Regions from separate parts of the Homo sapiens genome. Here region 2 is linked to region 1. Evidence: chromatin loops called from intact Hi-C (ENCODE). Cell type or tissue: sigmoid colon. All regions are shown on one strand. Links, peaks and the distances in the headings refer to the core of each region. The heading gives the core; the rest is flanking DNA. Region 1 has its middle 81 kb from the start of CD164. Region 2 has its middle 130 kb from the start of CD164.

Evidence for each region. Peaks named below come from ENCODE experiments on the same cell type or tissue, not always from the same donor. Only the 100,000 strongest peaks of a DNase experiment are listed, where the experiment ranks them.
Region 2: it touches region 1 in a loop (1.8-fold over the local background); 3 of 110 quality-filtered maps call a loop at or near these places.

The regions. Positions count from the first base shown.
Region 1 is chr6:109,296,967-109,305,302 of GRCh38, reverse strand. It overlaps the pseudogene CCDC162P. Among named protein-coding and RNA genes, the nearest start is that of CD164, 81 kb to the left of the region's middle. RefSeq lists cis regulatory regions at 627, 620-643, an enhancer at 579-723 and a silencer at 873-1,063. In sigmoid colon, for the core only: no CTCF peak of the experiment used is centred there; a DNase peak (open chromatin) is centred at 4,862; H3K27ac peaks cover 611 bases.
Region 2 is chr6:109,251,419-109,259,754 of GRCh38, reverse strand. It overlaps the pseudogene CCDC162P. Among named protein-coding and RNA genes, the nearest start is that of CD164, 130 kb to the left of the region's middle. RefSeq lists an enhancer at 8,030-8,336. In sigmoid colon, for the core only: no CTCF peak of the experiment used is centred there; no DNase peak of the experiment used is centred there; H3K27ac peaks cover 887 bases.

The DNA.
Region 1 (8,336 bases), core at 108-8,107:
TTAAGCCTCCTTGGGGTTTGGAGGAGAAAAGTTCTTGTTTGGTTTTAAACAAAACATGGCTTTGTATATCAAGAACCACAAACCCTGAAGACTGGAGCATGAAATTTATACCATAAGTCAGAGAGAAGGAAGTATGTATGATAGATTAGAATGATTTTTCTTGCCTAAAAGGAAATAACAGTTAAACAAGGAAAGACTATTTCTAGAGCTTAGTTCTAGTGGATGCCTAAGGAAAGATGCTGGATAAGTTGGAGGAGGGTATCCCAGAGCAGAAGGTACCTTTTGCTTGGATTCTCTGTGAGGTGGCCTCCCAGGAAGACTGGCAGCCCCTCAAAGTGGGGAGAAAGACCTCCACATGTGGGTACCCAGAGGGGTGCTGAACAGCAGGCTAACCAGAAGAGGCCAGCTCACCCACAGCAGAGATAAGGGAAGTGGCTGTGTCTTCCCAACTGCCAGGAAGATTTGAAAGCACTGCCACAAACTTAGATCACCTCTGAGAGGATGGAAGAACAAGAAGAGTGTCATGTGAGCCCTAAACTTAAGGTCCAAAATTTGTGCTGCCTTGACTTCTGGCAAAATCGGGAGGCCTCAAATAGCTTAGCCACAAAGTTCCCCACTCCCCACTCCGCTCCCACAGATAAGGTCTCCAGGTTTAACGACCTTCCTTATCAAAGGAACCAGGTGCAATTCCTGCTTATCCCTGAGTAGTAGTTTCAGTTCCCTGCCAGACCACAGCATTATTCAAATCAATCACCCCTTCCTGTGTGAAGCACAGAACATCACACTCTCCTGATATTACAAAACCTGCCTCCCACAGCCCTTGCTTGTTCACTCTGTTCCCAAGTGGCCCTGTGTAGGGGGGCAGTGTCCTCTTCCTCTGGATTGTGTCTGTGACTAATAAATTACCATTCACCCCATCTGTCCAGGGTCAGGTGTTGTGTGTTCAGCCATCCCCATGACCCTAAGGCAGAACCCTTCCCTCTCCAGCAAGTGAAGAGGAGGTGATTAAAACAAAGGGGAAGAGGGAGAATCTTGAATTAACTGATTTTAAATCGCAAACGGATCACTTTTAAACTCCAAGTGTGAGTCAGTGATGTGGCATTGGAAAGTTTAATCTTCTTGCCATCAGTAAAAGCTATTTTGAACCTCAGGGAACTCACAGGGCACATGCTAGAGTTTTCCTCCAGGTAACAACATAATGAAACCTGGAAAGTGGCCCGGAGGAGGACAGGCAAAAGCTCTTTGCTTATCAGATACCAAAAACGAGGGCCGTGGCCATGAGTTCAGCACTGCTCATGTGAGGGCCCAGGCTCCTTTGTGTCTCCCAGGAATCCCCAGACAACCCAAAGCACACTTTATTTTTAATTTTTATTTCTTTTTGTGTTTAGAGACAGGATCTCTGATGCCCAGGCTGGAGTGCAGCAGCACAACCATAGCTCACAACAGTCTCAAACTCCTGGGCTCAAGGGATCCTCCCACATAGGCCTCCCAAAGTGCTGGGATGAAAGGAGTGAGCCACCACACCCAGCTGTCAAAGCACACATAAATATCTGCATGTTTAGAGAGAGCTGAGTAAGTGAGCATGAAAATAAAAACACATTCAAAAATGAAGAGAAGGCTGGGTGCAGTGGCTCACACCTATACCCAGCACTCGGATCACTTGAGGTCAGGAGTTCGAGACTAGCCTGGCCAACATGGTGAAACCCCATCTCTACGAAAAATACAAAAATTAGCCGGGTGTGGTTGCACACAACTGTAATCCCAGCAACTCGGGAGGCTGAGGCACGAGAGTCACTTAAACCTGGGAGGCAGAGGTGGCAGTGAGCTGAGGTCATGCCACTGCACTCTAGCCTGGGAGACAGAGTGAGACTCTGTCTCAAAAACAAAAACAAAAATGAAGAGAAAAGCAACAAACATTCAAGGAATGAGAGGCTCGTGTTGTTTTCTTTAGAAATTCCTTGATGTACTCCTAAAGCAGGCTTGCTGCAGGAAGGATTATATTATCAGGATATCTCTTCAGCTTTCTCCTTTTTACCCTAATCACCCTGAACATCAACAATACATTCAGACTAAAGGCATGTTTCATGCTATATATTTTATACCGTGCTATAGAGTAACTTTGAGGGACTTCTTTCTTTCCTTCTACCCCTAAAGTGCAAACGAATTGTATTCTTTAAATCAGGGGATAAAAAACTAAACTTTTTTTTTTTTGAGATGGAGTTTCGCTCTTTAGCCCAGGCTGGAGTGCAGTGGCGAGATCTCAGCTCACCCGCCTCCCGGGTTCACACCATTCTCCTGCCTCAGCCTCCCGAGTAGCTGGGACTACAGGTGCCCGTCACCATGCCCGGCTAATTTTTTTTTTTTTTTTTTTGTATTTTTAGTAGAGACGGGGTTTCACTGTGTTAGCCAGGATGGTCTTGATCTCCTGACCTTGTGATCCACCCACCTCGGCCTCCCAAAGTGCTGGGATTACAGGCTTGAGCCACCGCGCCCAGCCTAAACTTTTTCTTAAAGGACCAGATGGTAAATATTTTCATCTTTGCAGACCCTACGGACTCTGTGGCAACTATTCAGCTCCGTGGTTGTAGTGTGAAAGCGGTGACAATCCGTAAGTGAATGGGCATGACTGTGTTCCAACAATGTTTCATTTACGGACATGAAAATATGAACTCCATAGCATTTTCATGGGTCACAAAATACTATTCTTTTACACATTTTTTTCAACCATTTAAAGATGGGAAGGCCATCCTTAGCCCACAGACCATACAAAAATCGGCAGAGACCTCCAGCAGTAGTTTGCCAACTCCTTACTTAAATAGATGAGATTGGATAGAACTGCTTTGTCACCCAAGCATTTACCTTCAATGCAAATGACTAATTCACCTGGCACTAAAGATAACTCAATCCTCGGGCATTTCTTGAATTGGCTAATCAATAACTCCTGCAGGTTGGTGGACATGTCCAGAGATGAATGCTGGGCCCTGGTCAGTGTGATCCAACCCTTCGGATGACAGCTATCAATTTCCATCAGCCCTTTGGCTAGTAGAGGGGGGTTGAGACGGGCAGAGTGAAATGTTTTGTGCCTAGAAACATGCACATAGCCAGTACCCAAGATGATCTATGCCACAGAGAAGCAGGAGCCAAATTTTCAGCGACTTTACAGGGCTACTGTCCTGTCACCCCTGAGCAACATCCTTCCTCCCCCTATACCCCACCCTCATCTGTGAAGCATGCCGCCCTTATTCCAGGTAAGAGTTCAGTTTTTCCTTTGCAAATTCTGGAGAAGCCTTCAGCTTACATGGGCAGAAAATTCCTGGGGTAAACAGTCAGGTTTGCTCAGTCTTGGTGAGCTCCAGGAAGGGTCAGGGAACTGTCCCAAGCTTCCTATCTCTTTCCATTCTCTGAGGACTTCCCTTGTTTACAGGTTCAGCACTAAGTAAAACAATCAAGAGGGATGACATTTATCTTTTAGCTTCTCTTTTTCTCCTGCCTCTTGCCTTTTCTTCAGCATCCTCTTCTCTGTCCATGCTGCTGCTTGGTCTCCATCATAGATCTCGGGTTTTGGAGTCAAACACACCTAGGTTCTAATTCTAGTCTGCCACTTACTAGCTGTATAATTCCAAACACACACAATCTGAACAGCTCTGAAGAAAAAAGGCTGGGGAAATGTAACCAGTGGAGGACACAGTGGGGTGAACCATCTGGGTGATTCTCTCCAGAGGGTCACAGAAAAGTACATAAAACCAGAAATAGGACACAATGCCCTCCATTTCTGTAGACCGAGTGTGAGGACAAAGAAAGCCCTGGCAAAGCAATTCCAGGGGATTTCCTGGAAGCAGAGTGGTTCCCCTGGGAGAGCAGTACCAAACAGAATCCTTCATAGCTAAAATCCAAAAAGGACTTTTCTTCACCAGTATGTAAAATCCTTGCAAATTCTGACCTTGGGCTTTCAGAGCCCAGAGGACTAACAAATGGCCATCCTGATAATTGTCTGAGGCTTTACATCTTACCTGCTTGACTAAGCTACAGCTCAGGAAGCTATTTGTCAATATAAAGACAACAAATTAGCCTGATTTTTGTCCTGCTGAATTTACATTCTAAATCCAAGAGTCCTCTGATGTCAGAGTAAAGAAGATTGAGAGTAGAAAAAGAACAAGACAGTTCAGTGCAACCCCCACCTTGTCATTCTCCATGGATGCCCACAAGTGCAGTGGAAAGCAGCTGCAACCTACAGGTAAGAGCACAGACAGCCCTCTGAGGCCCTCTCAGTGGCTAAATACTCACACCGGGAGCTAACCCAAAAAAGTTAATTTTGACAATTAAAAAATAAGCAGAGACCTTTAGGGCTAACCCTCCTTCCCTCTCATACAAAACTTATTTATACTGGAAACATTATGAAACTTAATCCAAGCTAATTTTCCCATCAGCATCATGATTAATTAACCAATTGAAACATTCCTTTTGTATGTGGAGTACTTAACACAATAGTACCTACAAGGCTAGAGGTAGATGGATTTATTTATAAATTTAACGCTGGTAGCCAATTCCATTAGCTTGAGAGGGGCAGTAAAAATTCTGTCTCTTTGAAAGGTAAACAAATGTTGAAAAAAAAAAACCTAATCATCTTTAGAAGTACAAAAATGTTATTCCCAGTAGAACCCCCTGTACACTGAAAGCAGCAATCATTATATGAACTGTTCTGAAATTACATTTGCTAAAATCAAGAGTGTTATTAGCCAACAAGAACATATTCTCACAGACAGGCTTTGCGGCAGGTCATGTTTGGTAGCCATGGCGTTCTGGATCTGCTTGTGCCCATGACTATTTTAAGCTCATTATCTAACCTTGCCAAGAGTGGCCTCCCTATATGGTCACTCAGCAAACACCTCCGCTGCAGAATTTACTAGAACAGGATTAGTGCTCCAGCCCTTACCGGATGAGATGCCTTACTGCAGCGTCAAACTGCAAAAATATAACCTCCCTCCGGAGGAGGAGTGCCTGGGCCACCCGGATAGGGTCTTGGGGGCTCTGGAGGCTGTCAATCATGTTCTGCAGCTCTTGAAGCTCAGACCCTAGAAGATGGACAACATTTTAGTCTGACAGTGTGAAATATAGGCTACTATAGCTAAACCAGTAAACCAACATTTTGTCCCATACTTGTCACCTAATCAGACTTCCCTTGTTTTGTTTGTGGGTATACTAATTATATGTTTTGCAAGACCAGCAAAGCCTTATGCTGTAGAATCAAAGGTCTGATTTATGTCTCCTTCCTTCCTCAGGAAGATAAAAATTTGCTTGGCTTTTCAGTACAATAAGAGCAGGCCATGGAAAGAAAGTTTTAAAATTTATAAGGCCATGGTCTTGAAATAGAACAAAAAGGAGAAGTGACAGGAATAGGAAAGTCTAGTCCTTAGTATATCTGTTAGGCACTTGAAACCATCAAAGATTATGAATCAGCACTCATCTCTCATTGCCATGCTATATCCAAATCAGCACTCCCTGTCACTGGCTCATGGATTAAAGAAGACTCAAGACCATCCAAAGCAAGTAAAAAACACATGTGCATATGTGTATATATAAAGATATGCACACATATGTATACATACACATGCATATACATATGCATACATATCCCTCTAGGAGATTCTAGTCATTTTAGGAGTAAATGTGAGGGATCCATATTTGCCTTATTTCTTAGACCCTTACTGCAAGAGTAGGCTACATATACATAGATTTGTATTCATTTTGGGTAAAAATCTAACTTAGGGGCCTGTGGGTCACTCAGTGCTGGGATGTGGAACCCAGCCTGAGTCTGGATGACCATCCTAGCATCTAAGTATGTATATCCTAGTTACTGGCATAGAGAAGGAGCTAGTCAGAACAGGATAGCACAGTGGAAAGTGATGAGCCCTTGGGGAACATGGCTGGGCTCACACTTACAGGGCTACCAGAATGTCAGCTGGTCTGAAATATCCCTGTGAACATAGTGATCGTTTTCTACCCTGAGAGGACATCCCTGTTATTAGGATTGTGAAAACTGATCACAATGCCTCGACGTGCAGTCCAAGGCAGGAGTGAGACAGGAAGCCCACAGGGCATTTCTGGAGATGCTCTATCTTGACAGCTGGTCCACATGCAAGCAGCCTTCTTTCCTCCCTAGCCAAGTACTGGGCTCCAGCATCTACCGACTAAGAAAGCAGAAAGCAGAGAGTTGTGGGAGGGGGAAGCTGTCCATGAGAGCCTGATCAGGCAGATCCAGGGCTGAGAACGGTTGCTAACATGTATAACATGTGCTCTTGGCTTTAAGAACAGATGAGCAGATCAGATTTCATATCCATTTGCTGTTTTATACAATAAAAAATGTGTTTTATTTTTGTTTCCAGCCCCAAATAATAGAGTCCAATCAGCAAACTCTTTTATGACTCCTCTAAATCTGATAGTTCTATTGGACTGAAGAGTTCACCAGAAAAAGAGTCATATTAGAGTGAATTGTGCAAGAACTTTTGTGGTGGTGGGAAGGAGGAGAGGTGGTCAGGGAGCCTCATTTGTTCAAGGCCTAGTGTGTTCGGTCTAAAAGTAATATACTCTATCAGGCTATGCAGTAACCAGGGGAAATTTTTCTAATCCTCTGCAACGACAATGAAAAAAGGAGAATATAAAATTACACATACCTTATGGTTAAAGCTGGGTAAAATGTAAATATGGAATATATTTGGGCATGGGCTAGAAGGGAGTAAAGATAAATAAAATTATTTCACTTGTTAGAGTGGCTGGCTTACAGGTGATTTTTTTTTCTGTCATTTCCATCATTTATATACTACTGGCAGGTGATCGCTTCCCAGCAAAATTGTTGTATGTTGATATGTAGTATTATCATTAAAATACAGATGTGGAGGCAGGACTGCCTTTCCTTTGTTATTTTACTGATCTTTAAATCCTCATTCTGACTTTCCTTCCTTTGTGGAGTCAAGAGGCTTGGTGGGAGGGGAGGTGGCAGGACAAGCAGCCTGGCGGTGGGGACAGGGCAGAGGGTTGTTGCAGGCAGCGATGGTGGTGAGGCTAGGGTGAACCCTGTGCCAGGAAACATTGGGAAAGGAGCCTTTGCTCATGTCTTTCCCAAGAGGGTCCTGTTTGGGAAGTCAGAGAAGACAGACAGCCAGGCAGCCAGAGAGAGAGGGAGAGAGAGAGGAGTCACAGTGGCCCTGTCTCTGCATGAAGACTCAGAGCTCGTACACTTCATTCCTCGTTTGTCTAGAGAGTTCCTGAAACCCTAAGTTCAGTGTGAAGTATTTGGGCTTTAATTGGCCTCCTTATCCTTTGCAAAGGAAGTCACAGTGTAAACGTCCACATTCTGATTACATCCTCTGCTTCACGTGGACTTCAAAGGGAGTTACTGGCTTTCAGGGAAGGAGAGAATTGGCTGTATCCACAGAGCTGGTCCACAGTGTCTAAGAGCTGTTTTCGTCAGTCAAGGGGAGGACCAAAAGCTGAAATCTTGAGTTTCCCTCAAGATTTGTTTTAAAAATACTTTAAAGCATACAAATCCACAAAAGTAATTTGAACTAACTAAAAATTAGAACTAACAATTTAGAACGAACTCTAAATTGTTCTGAGATGGCTTAAAGAAACAGACTCTCATTTCATCTTTTCCCTTAGTTCTTCTTGCCTCCTCTGGGAAACAGGCCAGGAACTAAGCAGCCTAGTCTTTTTAAAAAGATTATCTTGGAGGGGATATATATTTTTTTAAGTTTGCTCTTTATTTTGAGCAAAGCAGAGCATGCAAAACTGTACATTTTCCCTGGAGCACAAATGTGTAACATGACAATGTGGGCCTCTCTGCATGCTTCAGAAAGCCTGGGCCCCACATATCTCAATGGTTTCTGGGTTCACAATGCAGAAATGGCAAGAAAACAATTCCCTTCTTCCTGAATTCTAGGTCCTCAACTTGGCCTCATTTCCCATTGTTCCTCAGAGCCATACTCATGGTTCGTTCACAGGTAGGTTCACTACTCTGGACTGGCCACGTGCAGTTCTGCCTGCTGCTTTCGCCAGTGTCCTTTTCTTATGTTGCTAGGACTGTCCCTCCTATTTTCTACACTGATCCAAGTCCACTCCTGTCCAGTCTGGGAAGCACCCCAGATCACCTCCCTGCAGATTTTGCCTGGGGGCGCCCTTTACTCCCAGCTGCTGTAGGACTTCCTAAGTAGTGACTTCACCAGGAAACATGGCTCTGGCTCTCTCGGTTCTATCTCATCTCCATGTAACACCTGCCTCCCCATCTCAACGGCAGGCAGGACATTTCTCTTGGCCACACTCCTTCTTCCTGTGCGTTAGCT
Region 2 (8,336 bases), core at 294-8,293, 46 kb after region 1:
TTTATGTTAAAAAAAATGGAAAGACAAATGGGGGGGCTGGGCACAGTGACTCGTGCCTATAATCCTAGCAATTTGGGAGGCCAAGGTGGGGGAATCGCTTCAGCCCAGGAGTTGGAGACCAGCCTGGACAACATGGTGAAACCTCATCTCTACTAAAAATACAAAAATTTAGCTGGGCATGATGGTGTGCACCTAGAGTCCCAGCTACTCAGGAGGCTGAGGTAGGAGAATAGCTTGAGCTGGGGAGACTGAGGTTGCAGTGAGCTGTGATTGTGCCACTGCACTACATCCTGGGCAAGAGAGTGAGACCCTGTCTCAAAAAAAAAAAAAAAAAAAAAAAAAAAAAGGTGGTGGGGGAATGAATGGGGAAACATTTGTAGAAAATTATAGACAAAAAGAAGGTTAAAGTTCTTATTTAAGAGAAGCTCATGTAAGTAGATAGGACTAATGTTAGGATTCCAACAGATAAATAAATGAAGGGAAAGAACAAAATTCACAAAAAATATAATTAGCAACAAAACATTTGAAAGACTATTTAAGTTCAATAAATAGCAAGAAAATGCAAATTAACAGCATAATACCACTTTTTATGTATATGTGTATATTCGCACATACATCATATACTTTTGCCTAATACTACACAGTATAGCAGAACTGGTACTCAGAATATATAAGTGCCATTATAAATTGGCACAACTCTTTGGAAAGCAATCTGCCAATATGTATCCAAATATTTAAATTTTATTTTAGTAATTCTGCTTCCAAGAACCTATCAAAAGGAATCAATTCAAAATATGGAAAAATCTTTAAGTAAAAAGATATATCTTATAGCATTTTTCATAAACGAAGAATTGGAAACCACTTGAATGTCCATCAATAGAGAAATGATTAGAGAAGTTTTTATTCATCAGATATGGGAATTATGTGGTCATAAAGGTAAGTCTAAAGACTAGTTAGTGTTATGGAAAAATATGTAGTATAATGTTAACTGAGAAGAGGAGGAAATAACAATGGACAAAAACTATGGTTATAGCTGTGAACAACACACATATTAACAATACTTAAATTCAGAAAAATAATGATATGAATGCATTTGATTGGTGATGTTTAAATTCAATTTTGTTCTTTCTGCTTTTACTAGAATTCTCTGTGATTTTATATTATTTTGATCACTGTAAAATAAAATCAATTTTTACTTTAGGCAGGAGGGGATAGGAGGCCAAGGCAGACCTATAGAGCAGACAGTTTTGGCAGTGGGGGGCCCATGAAAGTTTCTTTGTCACACAGCAAGAACGCACACAGAATGAGGTCAAATTGGAAACCCAGGGGTAAACTTGACAGCCTTAACAGAAAAAGAAAATCATTAAAATCCAACTACAAACACCATATAAATCATTAACCCACAATTTTAACCATGGAGCAGTAGAGCTGAAAGGGGCTTCAGAGATCATCGAGCTCACCTCCACCTACCTCCCCTACCAAGTACACAAACATAGTTTTACAAAAAAAGGAAAGTGAGGTCAGAGAGGCTAAGATATATGCTCAGAGTCACACAGCAAGTTAATGGCAGGACTGAACTTGAATTCAGATCCCTGACTCCTTACTCAGTGCTTTCTGTCTTCTACCAGATCTTGACAAAAAGAACACATTTAGGAAGTGTCTTAGTGGAAAGAAAATATATCATTTTTAATTAAAATGTATTTGTTAAAATATAAATAATAAACCAGAAAACATTTCCCACATACCCATGTATATCACCTTTTAAATTTTAATTGTAGCAGTATGTTTATAAATGAGAAACTTTGACCCAATCCCCCAAAAAATGACATAAAAATGTTGACAAGGCCTATGACTGAGCTCTGTCTCTAGCCAAATAATGGGGGAATAGAGCCAAACAGAAAAACAAAGCTAAATAGTAACACCTGGAAAAAAACATTCTCCTTGCCAAGGACCCAACTACCCCCTTCAAAAAGAACTTACATCTTTCTGGAGCTGTGTACTGTACCAGGCCTCAGGCGTGGCTGGGGTGAGCCACAGGTCCAGGGCCAGCTGCAGGACATGTCGCTCCAGGGAGGCAAGGCCACTGGCTGATGTGGGTCTGCAGGCATGGCAGGCCTCTTGGAAGAGATGCTCTAGGGCTTTGGGGATAAGTGCTGCCAGGCTGAGGGAAGGGTGGAACTCCAGCAGATAAACATTTTTTGAAGCTGGGCTTGAAGAAAAGAACAACAAATGACAATTTTACACAACAAACTTAATCTGTTTCCGAAGATATTTGAATTTTATATTTTTAAAGACCAATAAAACAGCTTCTATATGTCCAGTGCATTATGAAAAACTGAGAGCTCAGAGGGACCTCAGAGTATGAGAACCAACAGGGTTGCATGACATGTTCTTTGTTTAATGTGAACCTTTCAAAACGGAAAGACACAGATGTATATTCTAGAAGCTCAATAAGAATAAGACTATACAGGCCGGGCACAGTGGCTCACACTTGTAATCCCAGCACTTTGGGAGGCCGGGCGGGCGGATTACGAGGTCAGGAGATCGAGACCATCCTGGCTAACACGGTGAAACCCCGTCTCTACTAAAAATACAAAAAAAATTAGCCAGGCGTGGTGGCGGGCGCCTATAGTCCCAGCTACGCAGGGGGCTGAGGCAGGAGAATGGCGTGAACCGGGAGGCGGAGCCTGCAGTGAGCCGAGATTGCGCCACTGCACTCCAGCCTGGGTGACAGAGAGAGACTCCGTCTCAAAAAAAAAAAAAAAAAGACTATACAGCAAAACTGTCAATAATCAATATTTACTCAAATATATAACAAAATAGCTCAAAAGTGACTACATAAAAAACAAATAATTTCCATGGTTATTAGTTTCTATTTTTCATCTGAATCTTTATCTCTGCTCTCCTAGAATGTTAATGGACAAAGACAATTTTTAAATGCTGTATGTAACTGCTGGAATCATTCAAATTGACTGTAAGGGTGTTATATTTCATAAATGGATGAGGCCAGAAGCAAAAAAAAAAAACTCATCTGTGGGTTATTTCTTTAGATATAAAGGGTTCAGCACAAGTCGAGGGTCCTTCTATACCTACACAGAACTGAAGAACATTGTAACTCCCTTTACATTGATGCAAATGGTATCTTTCTTAGTCCCGAATCTTTAAAAAAAAAAACAAAAAACAAAAAACAGCCTAAAGTCTGGAAAGGAATCTCACCAAGCAAATAATACTTGCTTTTGAGACTATTCTGGCAGGTTTTAGTATCCATATAACCCTAGCCTGTTCTGCCAAAAACCATTTCCTGAACAGTAAATGTTTGCCATAGCAAGCTGCACACACACAGCTGGTGTCTCAAGTTTATTACAGAGAAGAAATCAGTCCTGTGGAAGGTCTATGGGGAAAATGCAGAGTTTTGAGCCCGGGGCTCTTTCTCAAAAAATGAGAATCTCCCCTATTTGGTCCCGTGATGCCCTGCCTGCTCCCAAGATAATACCATAACCCATTATGGCAATTTCTTACACAAAGTCTGCCTTTACTGTTGGACTGTATACCTCACAGGAACATAGAACCATGCCTGTGTTGTTCATATCTGTGTGCTAAACAAATATCTGTTGGTTGTTGAAAGGAAGTATGTAATTTCTCCACCCATTTGGAGGCAATTGAGAGATTATGATCTAGAGCCACGCAGATCAACCTGGGGCTTGTCACCTGCTTCCCACTTTCCTCTACCCTCAAAGGTTAAAAGGGAATGAGGTAGATGGTTATGCTGCCTATCTAGGGGGTGACAAAGTGTGTACCCTCTCTGAGTGGTCACAGGAAATTTAACTCTGTTCCTTAAATTTAACTCTGCTGTGACCCTCCAAGGCAAATCTGCAGAAACCTCTTTAGTACACTTAAATTCCTTTTTAAGAAGCTTTTAAGCACATCCAAGTTTTATATGTGTAGGCTCGTGTGGTGCATCTGGTTAAATCCTGACAGCATCTCAAGAGTAACTGCTTTTTCCCCAGGCCTTTTCAAGAGAATAATGATTCTGTACCCAGTGGCATATGCTTAAATTCTAGCCTCCTATTCTTTATTATTCACAAAACAAACAGATATTCAATATACAAGGGAATCCCTCCTTCGTGGCCTTTGTACCTACTTCTTTCATCTCCCCCAAGCACTTGAGAAGTGCTTTATAGAGTAGTACTGAGATTTAACACTCTACCCTTAATTAATCTAGAAGATCACATGTAAAATGTCTAAAGACAACATCAACTTACCAGCTATTGTTGATGGAAATAAGTTGTTTGCAAACTATATTAAGGGGAAGTCCAAATGTATTGCTATTGTCCAGATGATCCTCTCGCCAAAGCCTCTGGACATACTCCCGCTGACGTTCTATCTAAAAATGTAGCATAAATATTAAAATTAGAAAAGTTAAACTTTCCCACGGCCATGAGTTATAAGCCTTGACATGAGAAGGATTTTGTCCCTTTGTGTCTCTTCATCATTTGACTAATTTTCACCCCGACATTGTTTTGAAGACTCTTTTGCAATGGGCTGGTTTCTCAGTCTGAGCCAGACAGCCAAGGGAAGCAAAGGCAACTGACTTCAGACAATTTTAAGAAGCAAAAGAGAAATCTTTCTGTTAAATAGTTGACTACATGGAAAAAATTTCAACCAGGTGGCAATAATCCTTTGTCTCTTGTTTGCTTCAAGCCATTAGCGTTTCCCTAGAGGACATACAATATGATGGTTTCTTTCAGTGTCCCAAAAATAATCACACTTTTTAAAAAATAAACACAATTTTATACATTAATGTCAAAAAGATATATCATTAGTTCTCCTTTCACTACAAATAAACTTCGCGATCTAATGAAAACTAAGGTCATCAATTCCTTGTGGACTATTAACTCTAATTAGGGGCGGAAATCTCTCTTTAAGACCATAGTTATACTGGGATTTCAACAATGCAAATGAGCTTACAAATAAGTCTGCTGTACATGCTGGCCTAGAAAACACAGATTCCAGATCTGCAATGGAAGGAAAACACTATTTTCATTTCTGGCCTGTGTTTTCCATCCTCTTCTCACATGCAGTCTTTTAAAACCCAACTACACTCACCTGCTGGTTGAGGATGCCCCTCACTAACTGCAGGTGAAGCCTCAGGCAGGTGCATTCCTCTTGGTAGGCCTTAATGAAATAGGGGTGGCTGAGATCAAACCTCGGGCGTCGGTGCACGATGTCCGTCATCACTTGTGCTAAGGTAAACCTCTCCTCAGGGTCCAACGTGTGCTGGTAGGCTTCAAAGTAACTGTCAAGAAGCTGCAAATAAGGTTGGTAGTCAGGGATCAGCAGAGGCAGCCTTGGGGCCCAGCAGAGCGACGGGAGGCCCCATCGTACTGTGGGCAGATGCAGTACCAATACAATGCAGTGCAGCTAGTAAACCTACAGACAGAGTTAGAGAGGGAAAGGGAAAGAACACATGCTTTGGAGCCAGACCTAGACTTGAGTTTGAGTTCCTGCTTCCATCCCCTCTTCCTCTGGTCTCCACAAATAAAAAGGGGTTATGTAATTATCATATATAATAATTATTAGCTCCAATGAGACAACACATTAAGACACTTAAATGTATTTATCTCCAACACCTTTCTCCAAGGACTCATTCTCCTTCTTCCATTTTATTCCATCACCAAAGCTAGGTAGGTGGTCGCCTGACTTCTACAGTCTCAGCCCCGCTTTTGACTCCTCCTCTTTAATAGTTTGTTCATACTTCACCTACACAAAAATGATACAGGTGGTAGAATGGAAGGCTGAGGGTAAATGTGCTTCCTATATACAAAGTGATTTATCCCAGACTCAACTCCTCTAGGTTGGGCCTTATAAACAGAACTCTCCAAGACATCAAGTGTCCAAAACCCCAGTGGAGCATCTGTTTTAGTGGAGTTCACAAGTCTTTTCTAAAAACCCAGAAAAGCTTCCAGACACTAACTGCTGAAGAGGGTTCTTAGTGTGGGAATTCAGAAAGAGATGCCTGTTGATTTTGCTTTTACATTTGTCTGTGAGCTTAAGGAATTCCTGTTCTGTGTGTAAATTCTATTTGTGTGTGATTAATCATGATGCTAATCAGAAAATGCTCTTCAGAGATCACTGGGTTGGAATTCCCAATTGGGACCCTAGGGCAAGATAAGTAGCTCTGATGTGTACAGTACATAATAAATCCCTTCTCCTGTTAATCTGTCTTTTGTCAGTTTCATTTTCAGGGCCCAGGCACTCAATCTAAGAAGGCAGAGGAAAAAGTTTTTCCTCCTCTACACAAAAGAGTTGAACCCTTGAGAATGAATAGCACACTAGGAATCAAATACTGCTTTATTAAGAGATACTTTATTATGGAGACCCAATGCTAAGGCTCAAGGAGGAAGAGCCTGAAGCACTTTATTCAGCACCTGGTTTTGTAGGCTATCCTTTGGGTATAAGGGACCTTGGATCAACCTTAGTATGAAAAGGGAAACACCAAAGGAAACTAAAAGCTCAGGTCACAGAGATGCTTCACAAGTCAGAAACTCACACATCAAGAGTGCAAAGTGAGGGAAGGTGGAGACCATCCTTGCCTTTAAATGAGCCCTAGGGAAAATGAGGCCAGCTGAGTGATCTTGGTTACCTTGTTCCATCCACCAACCTCTGCTCTATAATAACGCTCAATTATTACATAGCAGAAGACAACACAGAAATGAAGGAAGAATGACTGGATGGGGGTAAGAAGGGTGTCCCTCAGTAGCCCCAGGTGAAGATTAGGAAAGAAACAATTACTTCCCTAACCATTCTGGACTCACTTGAACCTTTTTTAGCTGGGCCAGGGCAATCCCAGAAGCTGATTTATCGTATTTATACTTCCTTGACCTGTTTTTGCACAAAGAGTCCAATTGTTTGGTTATTTAGCAGGAGGAGTTTGTGGGGAGTTGGGGGTGGAGGAAAGGTTCTGGGTGGTGATTCCAACCTGATGATACCAGATTGTAGAGGCCCATGCTAAATTGCCATTTTATTGTTATTGATAGGGCTGTCAGATTTAGCAAGTAAAAATATAGAACATTTAGTCAAATTTGAATTTCAAAAAAAAAATACTTTTTTAGTATAAGTATGTCCCAAATATTGCACTATTTTATCTGGTAAACCTAACTGTGGGGAAAGAAACTGTGGCTCTCTTTTTAAATTGATGAAGCTTCTTCAAGCTTTGTGCTCAACCTCGAGAGGCTCTCAGACCGTTGCATAATTTTATTATGAATTCTTTCCCAACAGGGATGGGGCCAAGATCTTTCTGCCTCATGGGTTCTATTTATTATCTGTTTGCTAACTGGCCCATTTCCATTTCAACTCTGGGCTGGTATTTGTTTAAGAAGTCTTCCCAGTCTGTCAAATGTCACCTGTGTGTGTCAAGGGCCAACTCTCAGGCAAGAAAATATGTGATGCATGCTGATGGTAAGCACAAAATATTGGAGAAAATGGGAAAATAGACAAAATAAATAATCTCAAACCTTACTGTGTTTATATTCTTTTTACTTCAAATTTTTTATTTCTGGGATTTAAAAAACTTCTAAAATAGTATTTTAGGTCAAATGAAAGTGCAAAACAGAAAATCTTTGCTAGACCCAACTTAGCACAGGAAATTTTCTTTTTGGCTTTTCTAAGGAATGATCTTTTTATCCAGTACATGTGTCCTTCAGTAGCTGTAGAAAGACTTAGCAGATGGTACAGTGTCACTTTGGAGCTGGTACAGCTGATAACTGACTTTTCTAAGAATCCCTTGATCTACCTAAGTTTCTACCAGCTCTAATTTTATGAGCCTTCATACATAATATGGTTATTTTAAGGATTTAAAAGAACCCAATATGTTCAAGCAATTCTTAACCCTAGTGATACCAATATATTTAACAATCAAAAACAGCTGAGGAAACTTGGCTGTAGAAATAGTACCAGGGCAAATCAACTACTTTAGATAGAAATCTGGCTTATCCATTAAAAATAGGCTCTTTTGACAAAATTTCTGACTTGGCCATATTTTACACTTTTCGCACTGATAGCTCAGTTTCTACAGGGAATTTATTCTCAGGATAGAAATGAGGGAGATATTTTCACCAAATGTTTTTAAGTCAAAATAGTTTCATTTACCATAGAAGGAACTAGTGGACAATCCCGACACCTTACCACAGAATGAATCCTAAGATGAAGTGTGGAGAAATTGGTTCGTTTTTCAGTCTTCTCTGCCTTCCTCCTCTTCTATTGCCATTGAGTCCTGCCGGGCGCCTCCAAAGGAGGCCCAGAGGCATTGAAAGGGAAGGTAGGGAGAGAGAGTACAG